2 separate regions of the Mus musculus genome follow, and region 2 is linked to region 1. A link is a loop called in an ENCODE intact Hi-C map of the cell type or tissue named here. Cell type or tissue: heart. All regions are shown on one strand.

Region 1 (8,000 bases):
AAATGACAAACTGGTGGCTGCCATGCAGGGGAAGGAGCTGTTACATGTTGTCTAGCCCCACTGTAATGTCTAATCTTTGTGGCTTTTGTAACATACTAGGGTCATGACACAGTGACAGCTATTGTCAACTAGGAAACATGATAATTATCTAAAGGTTATCTTTGTTGTCTAGGTTACTACTTCCAGCTACTTAGGGTCAGGGCTTTTTAAAAAAAGTCACTCTGATGAAACAGGTGCAGAAGGACTCAGTGATAAAAACATAAGCTTTTTATGTCAAGACGCAATCCCCGTTTGTAGTTTAATTAGGAAGACACAAATTGAAGGTATGCAGAGTGTGGTCTCCCACTGAACATGACTGATCACCGTACTGGAGATCCCAGAGAAATGCAGATGCGCCTCATTGGCTGCAGTAGATGGGCTGGAACTAGAGAGATCAATGATAACTTAGGCAGCGGGTTCTTAGACCCACCACGTCGTCAGTCTATTGTGGTGTTCCACAGTTCGCATCCACAGCCGCGGTCTGTTTTCACATTCCACTTGCAACTGCTGGGGGCCCAGCTCCTACTTGGACTGATTAAGGAAACAACCAACCAACCAACCAACCAACCAACCAACCAACCCAAACCAGACCAAACCAACCAATCAACCAACCCCTGGTCCTCAATGGCAACTGAACTCTGCAAACAAGCAGAGTCAATTACAAAGTGCTGGGGTAGAAAGTCCCAACCACAACCCCCTATCCCCCACCCCAGCCCCCACCCCACCACCACACCCCTCCACCCCACCCCTGTAAAATGATGCAGCTCAGGTAGCAGCAGGGAGTGATCTCCACAAAGTGCAGAGAGAGCAAGCATCTGAGATTCTGCTCTTTCAGACTTCTTGTTTTGTTTTGCCACCGCACACTGTGTGACTTTAAGATGTTTTATTTTACCAGTAGAAAGTGTGACCCACTCACTCTGAGAAGGGACCTGCACACAGCGAGGTGCTCCCTCCCGGACCCAGGATTAAGCACAAACCACACCCAAACACCTATTTTCACAGCGGGGTTGGGAGAAGAAAAGTAAAGTGGCCAATTTCTGACTTAGGCAGAAAATAGCAACAAATGACCTTGAATGGGGTTTTAAGAGGGAAGAGGGGAAGGTGTGTGTTAGAGTTAGACAGGGCTAGGCTAGGATTCGTGCTATGTTCTGTTAATTAGGGCAGCTAATGGGGACTTTTGATTGCTGGACTTCAATACTTTGATAGCTGGACCGTAGGAATGGGTCTGGCATAAGGAAGTGTCCAAATAAAGGAACAGACCTTGGTGGCTATCGCGAGGAATGTAATCTGTGGTTTACAAGGGAGAGGGAAGAGGGGAACGTAAGGTTTGCCAGCACCGTGAACGAACGCCATGCCTGGGGCCGCTAGAGCGCTCACTCTTCACTGGTGGTGCAGAAGTATCGCAGATTAGGGGCTGGGGGAGTTTGAAAATGGTATGTGAAGTTGCAATGGCTCATTTTGCTTGTTTGACTTTGTTTTTGAGACAGGGTCTTACTGTGTAGCTCTGATAAGTCTGGCGCTTGTTACATAGACCAAGCTGGCCTTGCACTCATAGATTTATCTGCCTCTGCCTACTGAGCGCTGCACGAACACACCCCTGGCTCTTTTAAAACTGATTTTTAAAAAAAATTCTCTAAAGATCCCCCCGCCCCGTTCTATACCAGTTTCAATTCCAAACAAACAAACAAACAACCCCAAACTAAACAAACAAACAAACAAACAAAAAACCAAACAAGCACTAACTAAGCAAAAACAACAACAAAAGATTTCCCGGATTTGAGGCTGCACCCACTACCCAGTTTTCAAGCTTTTTATCACTCTGGGACTGAAGCATCATCCTTTTGCTACCTGCCCTGCCTGGAACCCATGAGATTGTACTGTTGTCTCCATTGCCTGGCTTCTCTTAACTAAACAGCCAGTGTTTCAGAACTGTGTCGACAGACGTCTGTCCATCAATCCAGTCCGCTTGTGACTCTTCCTAGGGCTGGATGCACCGCCGTTGAGCGTTTTCAAGAACGTTCACGGAAGGTCCGCAGGAAACCAAGCATGGTTTTCTTCAAGGTGTCCCGAGGTATGACGGCTCAGGGATGCAGAGACCCACGGGAGCGGCCTGTCGCTGTTCTCTAGAACAGATGTGTATCTGAATAGAGAGAACACATTTTCCATACTAGCTCCACCAGCTCCCACAAGGTCATCTCCGCCATGCATGTCAGCATACCAATTAAAGGGGCGAGGAGTGACAAAGAAAAGTATTTATTCAGCGCACCCAAGGTGGGCGGTGTAATACACAAAAGAGTTCAGTGGATACCCCCCCGCCTCCTAGTCTGACTTGGGGCTCTGACTTGAACTTTAGGTTTAAATAGAGGGGAAATTGGGGCAAGGAGCAAGGGACTTGCAAAATTAGGCTGTACTCACTAGAGTGTAATTCCAACCAACGACGCCTCAAGGCTAGTCCTGTAAGGACCTGCTTCCTTCTTCGCTTATGAATAATTCATCCTACCTTCCAGTAAGGTTTGCTTGGCATAGCTATATAAACATCCCATGGTGTGAGTCTTCCTTGAGAGGACCCTCACCCCCAACTCCTTTCTTTGCCTAGTGTATTCCTTCCTCTGTTTCCTCTAAATTCTTTCTTTAATGGAGATTAAGAACCCAGAGGTACCTTGCAGAGGTTACAAACTGGTCTGTTTGAGAAATCCCCAGCCTTTGCCTATGGGTAGCACCATAGCATCCCCGAACTCCAGGATCTAGGAAGCTTGCAGAAATCAGCACACTACAGACTTAGGAGCTCTGAGAGGCTGGCACTGGGCAGGCTTACAGAGTGCAAGGGCTCCAGGGCCGTTCATGCTCTCTTTGTTCTCTCACTGGGTCTCACTTGGGCTGTAAGGCCAGCATCTTGAAATTCTTTATACCTTGATGGCTGCATTTGCATTCTGTGAGGGAGGTCCTATGGGAGGATGGTGGCTGAGCACAGAGCTTGGAACCTCGTACTGTCAGGCTACCCCCCCAAGGTTAAGTCTGGGTCACCTGATGCTGTTCTGTATCTAAGGGGGTGGCTGGGGTGATGGGAAGGCCAGTAGGGCAGGACTGGCATTCTGTATACTGATCATGTCCAGAGACACCCTTCCTCCCAATGCACCTCAAGGGTCTGAAATGCAGACAGCATTCCAGTATCCCTGTGCCAGAATGCGTGTGACATGAGCTAGCAGTAAAAGTGCACCAGGTGCGGAGAGGCTGCACAAGAAAGGAATATGTGGGTTTTGTTTGTTTGGGGATGGGATTTGCACTTTGTGACCACAGCTTTCTGCCGTGTAACAGCGTTGTCCTGTAGGCTGATTGCCCTCTGCTGGGCAGACTGGATATTAACTCTGAAGTAAATAGTTATGTCAAGAATTTAAAAATCCATTGGGGGCATGATGGTGCACTCCTTTAGTCTCTGAACTTGGGAGGCTGAGGCAGGTGGATATCTGAGTTGGAGACCAGCCTGGTCTACATAGCAAGTTCCAGGAGAGTCAGGACTACATAGTGAGACTTGTTTAAAAAAAAAAGAAAAAGGAAAAGAAAAACAAAACAAAAAGAATTTCAAGCCCCCATCTGAGAACATGATTTATGCACACACAGAGTTTCTTCTTCAGGACTGCCGAAGTCTGGGAAATTTTTCCATGATGATTGGAAGTCATAAATAATTTATAATTTACTCTTTACATTGCTGCTTCTATAGTAGCCTGATTTTGGGGTAGTAGTGCATTAAAATCGGGTGGGGTGGGGTGGAAAAAAAAGAAAGAAGCCGGGTGTGGTGGCACACGCCTTTAATCCCAGCACTTGGGAGGCAGAGGCAGGCAGATTTCTGAGTTCGAGGCCAGCCTGGTCTACAAAGTGAGTTCCAGGACAGCCAGGGTATACAGAGAAACCCTGTCTCAAAAAACAAAAACAAACAAACAAAAAAATTGGGTGGAGGGGATGCCATTGAAATTAGCAGAGTTTTGTTCTCTTACCCCATTGTGTGTGTGTCTGTATGTGTGTGTGCATGTGTGTGTGGGGTGAATATGGTGTGTGTGTGTATGTATAAGTGTACATTTGTGTGCAGGGTGAGTATATGTGGTGTGTGTGCATTTGTGTGTGAGGTGTGTGTATGTATGTGTATTTGTGTGTGGGGGGAGTGTATGTGGTATGTGTATGTGTGAGCATATTTTTGTGTGGAGTGAGTATATGTGGTGTGTGTATGTATGTGTGTGTATTTGTGTGTGGGGGGATGTATGTGGTGTGTGTGTATGTGTGTGCATTTGTGTGTGGGGTGAGTGTATGTGATGTGTATGTATGTGGGGTGAGTGTATGTGGCTGTGTGTTGCATATACATGATAGTCTCACTGGTGATTCATAAATGAAAGGTGAAATATGAGATTCCATTATATATACACATAAGTAGTGTTAACTGTACAATTCAAGTCTTTGTCTACACCATCTGTATGCCAAGCACGGTGGTATGGACTTATGTCTGATCTCTCTCTCTCTCTCTTGATTTCAACTTGCCATAAAAGTAGACATTCATAATAAGAGAGAATCTCAACTGAGGCACTGTCTTCATCAGACTGGCCTACAGACATACCTGTGGGCATGTTATCCTGATTGCTGTCGATGAGGAAGGGCCTTGCCCTCTGTGGGCGGTGCCCTCCCTGGGCTGGTGGTCCTGGGTTGTGTAAGGAAGCAAGCTGAGCAAGCCAGAGGAGCAACGGGGGCTTCTGCTTCAGTTCCTGCATCCAGATTCCTGCCTTGGCTTCCCTCAGTAATGGAGTGTAACCTAGACTTGACTAGTAACCCTTTCCTTCCCAAGTTGCTTTGGGTCATGGTGTTTATTACAGTACCAGAAAGCAAACCAGGACGACAATATGCTACAGCTGCTGGAGTAACAGAACTGTAGAAGCTTTGATTGCTCACGTATACTGCTCATGTCCTAAACTGTTCCGGATAGAGAACCTCACCGGAAAGAGAAAGCTCACCGATTAGGTGGCTCAGGTTAACATCATAAGATCAGCCTTACTGCCAGCTGATTGACAACCCACCAACATGCACTGGCCTTCTCCTGTGTGCTGAGGGCCAGGAGGCTGCTGACCAACTAGAATTAAATGAAGTGTGTCCTCAGCCGAACAGGGTGAAGGAACATGTAAGCAAATACGCACCGGGGTGTAAGTCCTATAGCTGTACTGCTGTGCGCTCTCCCAGCAAATTGCACCCCAGGAGCATCAGGGAAGGGTCTGCCAAAGGATACAAGGCACCCCATCTGTGCCAACAGACCTTCAGCATGGGAGAGCACAGAGTCTTTCTAATCTTTAAGACAAGTGTGTGTGCATACATGTGCGTGTGCGTGTTCACATGGGCACTCATGTGTACGACCGTGGGTGCAGGTGCCTGCAGGGACCAGAGGTATTAGATTCCCTGGAGCTGAAGTTACAGGACGCTGTGAGCTACCTGAGGTGGATTCTAAGGAGCAAACCCAAGTCTTCCGGAAGAGTAGTGCATGTTCCTAATAAGCAAGCCAACCCTCCAACTCCTAGTCTTTTTGTTTTTTTGTAGAAGATTTAAAAAAAATATGTATTTAAAAAAAATTTTCTATATGTGAGTGTTTACCTACATGTATGTACACCACACATATGTAGTATCCTTGGAGGACAGAAGAGGGCATCAGAGTCTCTGGATCTACAGTTTTAAGTGGCTGTGAGACCCGGGTCCTCTGAGAGAGCAGTAACCACTCTTAACTGCTGAACCATATCTCCAGACCCTAGTTTTTATTCACTATTATGATTGTGATTATTATTATTATTGTCTTTTTTTCAAAACAGTGTTTCTCTGTGTACCGCTGGCTGTTCCGGAACTCTGTAGACCAAGATGGCCTCTGCCTTACAAGTGCTGGGATTAAAGGTGTGTACCACCATGCTCGGCTCTCATTATTATTTGTGGTTTTTTGCTACAGGGTTTCTCTGTGTAGCCCTGGCTGTCCTAGACTTGCTTTGTAGACCAGGCTGGCCTAGAACTCACCTGCTTCTGCCTTCTGAATGCTTGGATCAAAGGTGTGTATTACCATGCCCAGCCTTTCATTATTATTTTTAATGTCCAGATCAAATGCAGAGCCTTGACCATCCTAGGAAATCACTTTACCATTGAGCAATTGAAGTATATCCTCAGCTACTTGGTTGCACAGAGCACGGGATTTCAAGATCAAACAGAAATTGGTAATTTTTTTTAAAGCTACGTTCTTTTGACTCATCAAGAAGACCAATGTGGATTATTAGAAGGCTCTGTTAAATTTAAATTCACTAGAGGAACTGGACAGAAAGGAACACTTAATTTCAGCTTGGTTAAACACAACGTAATTGCAGTAGTGAAATCATTATGCTAATTTAATTAAAGATGTAAAGAGAAAAGCAAACATGTTAGATAAAATGGTACCTACCTACTTAAGCTTAATGAGTTTTCAACTTGAGCATTTTTTTTCCTCAAACTGGAAATAGAATTAGAGTTCTCATCTATATCACATCAAATGGTTAAACCTACCATTTTTTTTTATTCCAGACAGATTACAGAATTACACATCTTAAAAGTTTTAGAGAAAAAGAAGAAGAAATTGATTAGTCGTGAAATCTCAGGATAAGAAAGGATTTTTGTTTTTTAAGTTCAAAAATATAATGGTGACCGAAAAAATTAGGCAACTTTAATTCATAAAATGAACATCTAATTATGTAAAATTTAAGAAACCATTGAAATACAAGGTAAAGTATAGCTTGGGAACTAGTTACAACAACATGCTAATTAAGAAATTTTTTAAGCCGGGCAGTGGTGGCGCATGCCTTTAATCCTAGCACTTGGGAGGCAGAGCCAGGAGGGTTTCTGAGTTTGAGGCCAGCCTGGTCTGCAGAGAGAGTTCCAGGACAGCCAGAGCTACACAGAGAAACCCTGTCACAAAAAAACAACAAAACAAAACAAAACAAAACAAAACCCCAACCCCCTCCCCCCCAAGGAAACTTTTAAAACACATTTAAAACTTATCTATCTATCTATCTATCTATCTATCTATCTATCTATCTATCTATCTATCTATCTATCTATTATGTGCATGTGTGTTTTACCCACAGGTATCTTATGCGCACTGTATGCTTGTATCACCCATGGAGGCCAGAAGAGGGCGTCAGATCCCCTGGAACTGGAGTTACAGATGATTGTGAGCTACCATGTGGGTGCTGGGAACTGAACTCAGGTCCTCTGTAAGAGCAGTCAATGCTCTTAACCATTGAACCAGCCCCTATCATAATGCCCTAATATTTTTCTCAGTGTTCACTGACCTCAAGAGAAATAATTTTCATATCTATGTATATATATATGTTTTAAAATTTATATATGTATGTGTGTTGTTGTTTTGTGTGTTTAGAAACTATAACATAAAATAAAAAGCAGGGAATCTGAGGCATTAGGAGAACTAGGTTGAATATATCAGGCTTCCTCCGAAGACCTCTGTGTGCTACATATTATTATAATGTATACATACAGTTTCTGACAGGTTTTGCCATAATAAGTGAATTTTATTTTACTATAAGCGTATAAAACAGGATATAAAAAAACACCCTCTAGATGGGTAGTATTTTACTTACAGCCTTAAATTAATGTCCTAATCGCAAGGGACTCATGTGTTTGAAATTCAAATGGCATTAAAAAAAAACCACACACACAACAGAGGCTTGTAGCCATTTTTATTTTCCGGGTGATTCAGCTGTGGCAAGCATAATTGCCTAGGGGGATTTGCCTTATGTCTAGGATGAGGGTTTTATGAGGTTTTGCATGGTTTTTCACCAGAAACAAAGGCAGAGCCGTCTCAGATATAAAGAGAAGCTGACCTGCAGGGGAAACGTGTATCGCGGAGGCAGAACCTGGTCAAAGTGCTCTGTGCTGGGTCTTGCGGGCAAGGCATCTTATCC
Region 2 (8,000 bases), 360 kb before region 1:
TGTGAGCATGCATATACCATGACATGCATGTGGAGGGCAACCGTGTGAGTTCCTGGGATCGAACTGAAGTCATCAATTTGGCAGCAAATACCTTTACCTGCTGAGCCGGCTCACTGGCCCTGGTATCATTATTCTTAATTCTAATTTCCATTTCATCTGTGGTAGAGGGAGCATCTCTCAGCACACACCTAGCTACCATAAACACAATGTGCTTCTTGTGCAAGTACAAGGTCCAGGTGGCTCAAAGGACACGTTCTAAATCAGCCAGGCTCCTGTTCTATGGGAGCGTACTGGTCAACCGCACCGGCAGTCTGAATTTTGCCAGTGAGTGAGATTTTCCCCTGTGGCCTTTTAGAGCAGATCTTTGGGAGCTGTGGTTAGGGGTGATTTGTTTTGTTGGCTGTTTACGTTGTTTGCCGCTGTTGCTGGTTTTAAGACAGACTCCCGAGGTGTTGTGTACCCTGACCCGGAACTCACTCAGGTTGGCATGTAACCAGGAATCCCCCTGCCTTGGCCTCTCAGGTGCCTGGATGCCCATGGTTTGGGCTTGAGCTGAGGGTTTCTGAGAAGCCTCAGGTGGGTATACTGAAGATAGCTTCTTCATGAAGCCTGGAGAGTTTAGAAGCACGCCAGAGGGCACCGTGGAAGACAGCGCTCCTGGGTTTGTGTAGTCCAAAATACCCAGGAAGATTTTACCCTTAAATGCTATCCGCAGGCTCAATATCCTGGTACCTCTCCATATCAGAGCAAATCTAGGTTATTGTGGTGAGGTCTGGTGTATAGTTAACAACCTAAACAAATATAAACAAATACTAGAAAAATAGCTTCACAGCAGAGGTGTGTGTCCAGGCCTCACAAAAAGACAAATCAGTAGCAGAATGCATTTTCAAATACGTTACCATTAAGTTATAAAAATATATCCAACCCGATTTAAGTTGAGAATTGATGTCATTCTTGTATATTGGTTAACATATGCAATCTGTATGTTTTCATACATCATTTAAAAGGTCAAAATAAAAGTGGGGAGCAGGGAAGAGACTTGAAAGGCACACGTGTGTTGGATGTTCTAAGTTTAATAACATACATAAAAACAAATTCTAAAATGTAAAGTGAAAGCTTTTGAAAAAAACTCAAAACCTTTTTTTATCTCTGATTAAGAAAGTTAAAGAAGGGGCTGGAGAAATGTCTTGGCAGTAAAGAGCACTGACTGCTCTGCCAGAGGTCCTGAGTTCAATTCCCAGCAACCATGTGGTGACTCACAACCATCTGTAATGGGATCTGATGCCCTCTGCTGGTGTGTCTGAAGACAGAGTACTCAGGTGTGTGTGTGTGTGTGTGTGTGTGTGTGTGTGTGTATGTGTATATATATATATATATATGCAGGTGTATATATGTGTGTACATATGTACATATGCATATATAAAAGATTTGCAGTATTAAAAAACATTCTTTTTTTTTTTTTTAAATAAAGTTAGACTACAAAGAGATGAGCTGACCTTTCTGGAGGACAGAAACTCCATGCCTCTGGCCACTTGGAAACTGTAGGAAATCAGGTCTTCCATGGTGAGGGGCTGCTTGGAGATCTCACTGTAATCTACGGAGCATTCGAATCTTGTAAAGATTTTTGTGCCTGCACCAAATCCCCATTTATTGAAACAATATTCACAAAGTATAAGACACACCAAGGACGCCACAGTTCATTGGCAAGAGAGTTTGAGTCTCAACTCAAGCATCAGAGATGTTTTCCCAGGCTGCGGGGTTGAGGGGTGGGGGTGAAGGGTAGGGGAATGGAGATTGGGCACAATGGGTGTGACCTGGTAGGACATTACCCCCATTCCCAGGATGTTTATTAGGGTGATAAATCCGGAAGGAAAAAAATGTGTGAGATGTGTAGTGTGTTGTAGAAATCCCCGAGACTGGAGGCCGGGAGGAGCGGATACGTACCCTCGTCTCCTTCCACATCGCTCACGCTTCGGTCTTCAGGGAAGCTGGAGCTGGTGACACTTGAGCTGCTGACACTGTCTAGGCGGGGCTTCTGGCCCTGCTCCAGGCCTGGTTCCAGGCTCTCTTTCTTGAGCTCCATATGCAAGGCTGCGTCCTTAGCATAGACAAGAAGCACAGGAGTGAGAGGGGCCCAAGGCAGAGATGGCTGCCGTCCGGATTGGACAAGCCACTGGACCCCGAATGCACACTGGGTGCTAGGCATTTATTTCCCAGGCTGTAGAATCTTTTATGTTCTTGCATGGGTTCCTAGTGAACACCTCAGATCCAGGCAACTGATAAATACTGAACACTTAGTGTGAGCTAGCATACACTTCCTCAACTTCCCCAAGAGCTTATGTCATTTTACTAAATAATTGTCAAAATAGTGTTTGTTTTGTCTTACGAGGTATGGGCGTGGTTTGAGACAGCATTTCTATGTAGTCCTTGATGTCCTGGAACTCAGAGATCTACCTGCCTCTATCCCCCGAGTGCTGGAATTAAAAGTGTGTGTTACCACCACCTGATTTGTTTTTTAAAATAGATTTATTTTATTTTTATTTATGTGTATGTGAACATGCATTTGGGTGTCTACCAAAGCTAGACAACGTCATTGGATTCCCTAGACCTGGGGTCAAAGCAGGTTGTGCCAATATGGGTGCTGGGGGAACAGTGCTCCTAACTGCTAAGCCTTCTCCCTCTTCCCCTCCCTCCCTCCCTCCCTCCCTCCCTCCCTCCCTCCCTCCCTCCCTCCCTCCCTCCCTCCCTCCCTCTCTCCCTCCCTTATAAAACAATTCATACACAAGCTGGTTCTGAAGAGCTAAGTCATCAAAGCCACAGCTAATAATTGGCAAAGCCTGAAAGCTTGCGCTAGCGTCCAACCAAGTCTGTCTCTGCTGCTTTTTGTAGCACATGCCCTGTTGTTTGAAAGGTGACAGAGAGTTTGATAGCCTCACTCAGGTGGTGTGAAAGCCTCTGTAATCCCTGCAGAGGCTCAAGTTACCAGTTCCTCTCATTTCCTCGGGGAGAGAAGAGGAGATACACCTTTCTCTTGGTTTCCCTTTGAGGATGTCACACCACTGCATCCTATCATGAATAGCAAAGGCGGCTCACTGTGGGCATCTGAATCTTGCTGCTTTTCCTCTGCCTTCTCTATAGAGTCTTCTGGCTCCTCTACTAATCATGCCATCATGGGCAAATCCTTTCATGTTTGTCTGCGTTTCATCTTTCTCGTCTGGAAGGCACTACATATTATTACAGTTTGTGCCTCGCAGGAAAGGACTTCCGTGTTCTACTGTTTTGCCTACCGTAACTCATCTACTGCTTCACACTAGAGACGCATCCTGCTCAGTGGCTTTCAGGACGCGGCTGTGTGCCCATGCGTACCCGCATGTGTATATACCCACAGGGGCCTGTGTACCGTACAGCCTGGCTTCTGCTGGCTTCTGTGTACCTAGACAGGAGCTGGGAGGGAATGAAGTTCAGCGCTAGGATTAAACAGCCTTGACTTTTCTGGGATGTCACTAAGAAGAAGCAGTCCTTCCACTAGAGGGCGCCAGGGAGCAAGCAGAAGATCCAACAAACTTTAGGAGGGACAGCAGCAAGCAGCACTGTGATATAGGGTACAGAGGGGTTCCCACATCCTGAAAAAAAAGAGTCTCCTGGGGACACACCCCATACAAACATTTCCTCGAGTCATGTCCCTGAAGGGAGTTTTGCTCTCTCAGTTCTTCTCAAATCCTGTCTGGGATTTCAGGAGTGAAGACAAGTTATATTGCGTGTAACCCACCCTAGACACCTTTTCCTCGTGGCAGGTAGAAAGCCAAACAGTCCAAAGGACCATCATTTTTCTCTCCACGAGGCAGCTAGCCCTGCTCAGACGGAGTCTGGAGTTTTATTTTCTGAAAGCGTACTGCCTTCTTCCTCACAGCTCTCAGAAGCTACGGGGTAGAACCTGTCCCCAGGTTACCCTACCCTTCCTCGCACCCCAGTTCAGCTATGCTCAGCAGCAGTGTGCCACCAAAGACAGGTTACGTTAGTGGACTCTGGGGACTAAGGCAGAATAGTAGGTTAATCACAAAGCACATTTAAGAATCTTGACGGATTTGGGCCGTTCCTCCATCTCTCCTTCCTATTCCTTTAGGTTCCAAATGTGACAGATAGTCATGAGTTTTCCATAAAACACAGCTCCACCAAGTGCCATGGGGAAGTAAACCAGTAAATATAGCCCCGAAAGGAAGCAAGCTCCTCCAAACAAAGGACGCACAAACCCAAACGCTCCATCCTGCCAAGTCCCTGGGGTGTTCTGAGGGCTTAGCGCTTCCTGAGCCCAGTCTAGGACATCAAGATCGACAGGAATCTGTGCTGCTCTCAGCTCGGGGCACCGCTGCACCCCTTATTTAGTGGGGGTCTGAGAAAAAAATTCTAAAGCTGGAGGTGAAGCAAGATAGGTCTTTCTCCTCTCTTTATCTTGTGGTTACTGTGTTCTTAAGCCAATTTCTTTATTACACTAGTATATATATATTTATTTGTGCTTGTCTGCTGCGTGCACAAATGCAGAAGCCAGAGGACAACTTGCTGGAGTTGGTTCTCTCCTTCCATCATGTGAGTCCCAGGGATCAGACTCAGGTCATCAGGCTTGGCAGCAAGCCTCTTTATCTAGACTGAGCCATCTTGCCAGCCATTTCCTGACTTCTCTGGTGATACACACACACACAGACACACACACACACACACACACACACACAGAGCACAGAGTAGATTTAAGATTTCAGTTTTTGGAAAGCCTAGTTTATAAGGGGGAAATATAGCTGGGCATGGTGGTAAACACCTTTAATTCTGGCACTCAGGAGGCAGAGGTAAGTGGATCTCTGTGAGTTCCAGGACAGCCAGGGATACATAGTGAGACCCTGTCTCAAACAATAGAATGAGGGAATATGTAATATATTCAACAGTCTGGTGGGACAACTATGTCTTTGATAAAACCATAGTCTGAGATGAAAAGGTGGGTCAGCTATCCAGTTTTCCTTGCTTTATTTGTAACAAGGTCTCTCTCCCCCCACCTCTCTCTCTCTCTCTCCATATATATGTATATACTTATTTATTTATTTAAATTATGTATATAAGGGTATGTGTGAATCTGCGTGTGCGTCTCTGAGCACAGGCACCCTCAGTGAGTAGAGAGATCAGATTGCCTGGAGCTATAGTAACAGACAGTTGTGAGCTATCTAATGTGGGTGCTGGGAGCCGAACTCAGGACCTTTGGTAGAGCAGAAAGAGCTCCTAACCGCAGAGCCATCTCTCCACTCCTGGTCTCACTCTATTTTCCAGGCTGATGTCTAACACTTGGGCTCACACAATCCTCCATCTCAGCAGCCAGAACTGCTTGCAGGTACTGCAACGTCTAGTTGTCTTCTGTGGTGTCTTCCCTACATATCAGAGATGGGCACCGTTCCTAGAACTCTGAAGGTTCATTCAACCATGTGCATTAGCTGTGTTCAATTGAACTCTCTGTGTCTCTGTTTGTCTCTCTCTCTCTCTCTTTCTCTCTGTTTCTCTCTCTATGTGTGTGTCTCTGATTCTCTCTGTCTCTGTCTTTCTAATGCAGGGGAGGGGACAGACACAGGGCCTCACTCGTGACAAATAAGAACTCCCCCACTGAGCTACACCCCATCCTTCAACATCCTAGTGGATAAAAATTGACAAAAGGGGACAACTAAATGCTTAAGGGAAGAGTTTCGTTTTCCCAACAGTCTCACCCTGGGTTCTATTATTAGCGCCACTGAATACAAGGAACTGGAGCCTAAAGAGACTGACTAATTTGTTCAAGGCCAGGTCTTATGAGAGGAGACTTGGAATTTAAACCTGGAAAATCTGGTTGTGGAGCCAGAGAGCTTGCCTCCAATGTGCGCCTCCCAGATGCCGGTGACTGGCTAACTGTCAGTCACTGTCTCCCTGGCCAATTCAGCCCAGAGAGGGACAGCAGTGGGACCACAAAGCATACCACAGTGTTTGAATCCATGGCTTCTTCTTTAGAGCTGGCCTTTCCTGAAAGACTATGTGTCCTCCCAGTATTCTTGTGTGTTTGTTTGTTCTCTGTGTGTGTGTATATGTTTAGTGTGTGTGTATGCGGTGTGTGTGTATGTGATATGTGTATATGTGGTGTGTGTGGTGTATGTGGTGTGTGTGGTGTATGTGGTGTGTGTATGTGTATATGTGTGTATGTGTGTATGTTGTGTGTGTATGTAGTGTGTATATGTGTATGTATGTGTGTGTATGTGGTGTGTGTATATGTAGTGTGTGTGTATGTGGTGTATGTGTGTGTATGTGGTGTGTGTATATGTAGTGTGTATATATGTGGTGTATGTGTGTGCATGTGGTGTGTGTATATGTAGTGTGTGTGTGTGGCATATGTGTGTGTGTGTGTTTCATGCAGAATGATGCCGCAAGTGCAGGGCCTCCCTGGGAAAGCAGAGGAACCCAAACTCCACTCCTGCCAAAAACAGCGGTTAAGCTGCAGAGTGGCTTGGCACACCTGTAACTCCAGTGCTGTGAAGTGGAGGCAGAAGGATGGTTGGAGCTTGCTAGCTGCCAGCCTAGCTCCAGGTTCAGTGAGAGACCCAGGCTTGAGGGGGTAAGGAAGAGATTGACAGAGCAAGACTCCAGTATCTTCCTCTGGCCTCTGTGCACACACCACACATGTGCATTCGCGCTCATACAGAGACACATACAATGCACATATACACTCACAGACATACACACAACACAGACACTCACATATGTGTACATATATACCCACACACAACACACACATATAAACATATACCACACATACACACCACACACATGCACACACACAACCTGCATATATATGCATACACTGCACACAAACACATATACACACAATACACACATACACACACATATATATAAACACAACACACACATATATGTATATATGTTATATATACATATATAATATATTTATACTATATGCACACACACACAACATGCATATAACACATACACATGCAAATACACAACAACCACAATAATGAAATAGAAGAGGGAGAGCACTAGATTAAGCACACATGATTTCCTGTTGTAGTCCATCACTGATCTATTGGTAACTATGGAAACCATTCAGTTGTTTGTGCCTTTAGTTTCTCTGATTAGTGAAGCTAATCAGTTGTCCTATAGTCACAGGTATGGCTTTGAGGAACAAGTGCATAAAATCTCGTGCAAGGATGAGGACCTCTGTTCAGATCCCTAGCATCTACACAAAATCTTTCAAGGTAGGGCAGACAGAGGAAGCTGGATCCCAGAGGCTCATTGGAAAGTCACTCTAGAGGAACCGGCCAGCTCTAGGTTCAGTGAGATGCCCCGTCTCAAAAAACTAAGGTGGAGAGGCAGCTGAGGAAGACATCCCCATGTCAACTTCTGGGATTCACACATGGGTAAAGTGCACCTACACATATGTGTACACACACACACACACACACATACACACACACACACAAACCACACACACAAACAAACATACACAAGTGCTGCCATTAAAAAACAGCCATACCTTTAGAATCTAGGCCTGGCTAGTTTTTGTCAATGTGACACAAACGAACTAGAGTCACCTAAGAAGAGAGAACCTTAACTGAGGAGTTCTCTTCCTCACTGTGGCCTGTGGGTATGTCTGTGGAGGGATTTTTTTTCTTTTGACTATTGATTGATGTAGAAGGCCTGTTCACAGTGGGCGGCACAATCCCTAGGCAGGTGGTCCTGAGCCATAGAAGAAAGGTGACTAAGCAAGCCAGGGCAACTGAGGCAGCAAGCAGTGTTCCTCTGTTGTCCTTGCTTGGGTTCCTACCCTGACTTCCCTCAGAGATGGACCCTTGTCAGGACCCATAAGCCACAGCCACAGAGAGGGACCAGGGTGAATCCTTACCTTGTTGAGACAGAATAAGTCACGTTTGCTCTTGAGGTAGTTGGACAGGTTTCCGTATTTGCAGTATTCCACGATCACC

Evidence for each region. A loop is a pair of places that touch in the nucleus more often than their neighbours do. Peaks named below come from ENCODE experiments on the same cell type or tissue, not always from the same donor. Only the 100,000 strongest peaks of a DNase experiment are listed, where the experiment ranks them.
Region 2: a loop joins it to region 1, with 2.3 times the contacts of the local background. A loop is called at or near these places in 5 of 42 quality-filtered maps.

What each region holds. Positions count from the first base shown.
Region 1 is chr5:147,942,100-147,950,099 of GRCm38, forward strand. No RefSeq gene overlaps it. Among named protein-coding and RNA genes, the nearest start is that of Mtus2, 11 kb to the right of the region's middle. In heart, a CTCF peak has its summit at 3,375 (motif pointing left); no DNase peak of the experiment used is centred here.
Region 2 is chr5:147,580,607-147,588,606 of GRCm38, forward strand. Flt1 (FMS-like tyrosine kinase 1) reads right to left here. Exons shown (of 30, transcript NM_010228.4): 20 at 7,922-8,000; 21 at 1,945-2,098; 22 at 1,497-1,594. Among named protein-coding and RNA genes, the nearest start is that of Gm35383, 75 kb to the right of the region's middle. In heart, a CTCF peak has its summit at 3,533 (motif pointing right); DNase peaks (open chromatin) are centred at 3,525 and 4,275; H3K4me3 peaks cover 525 bases.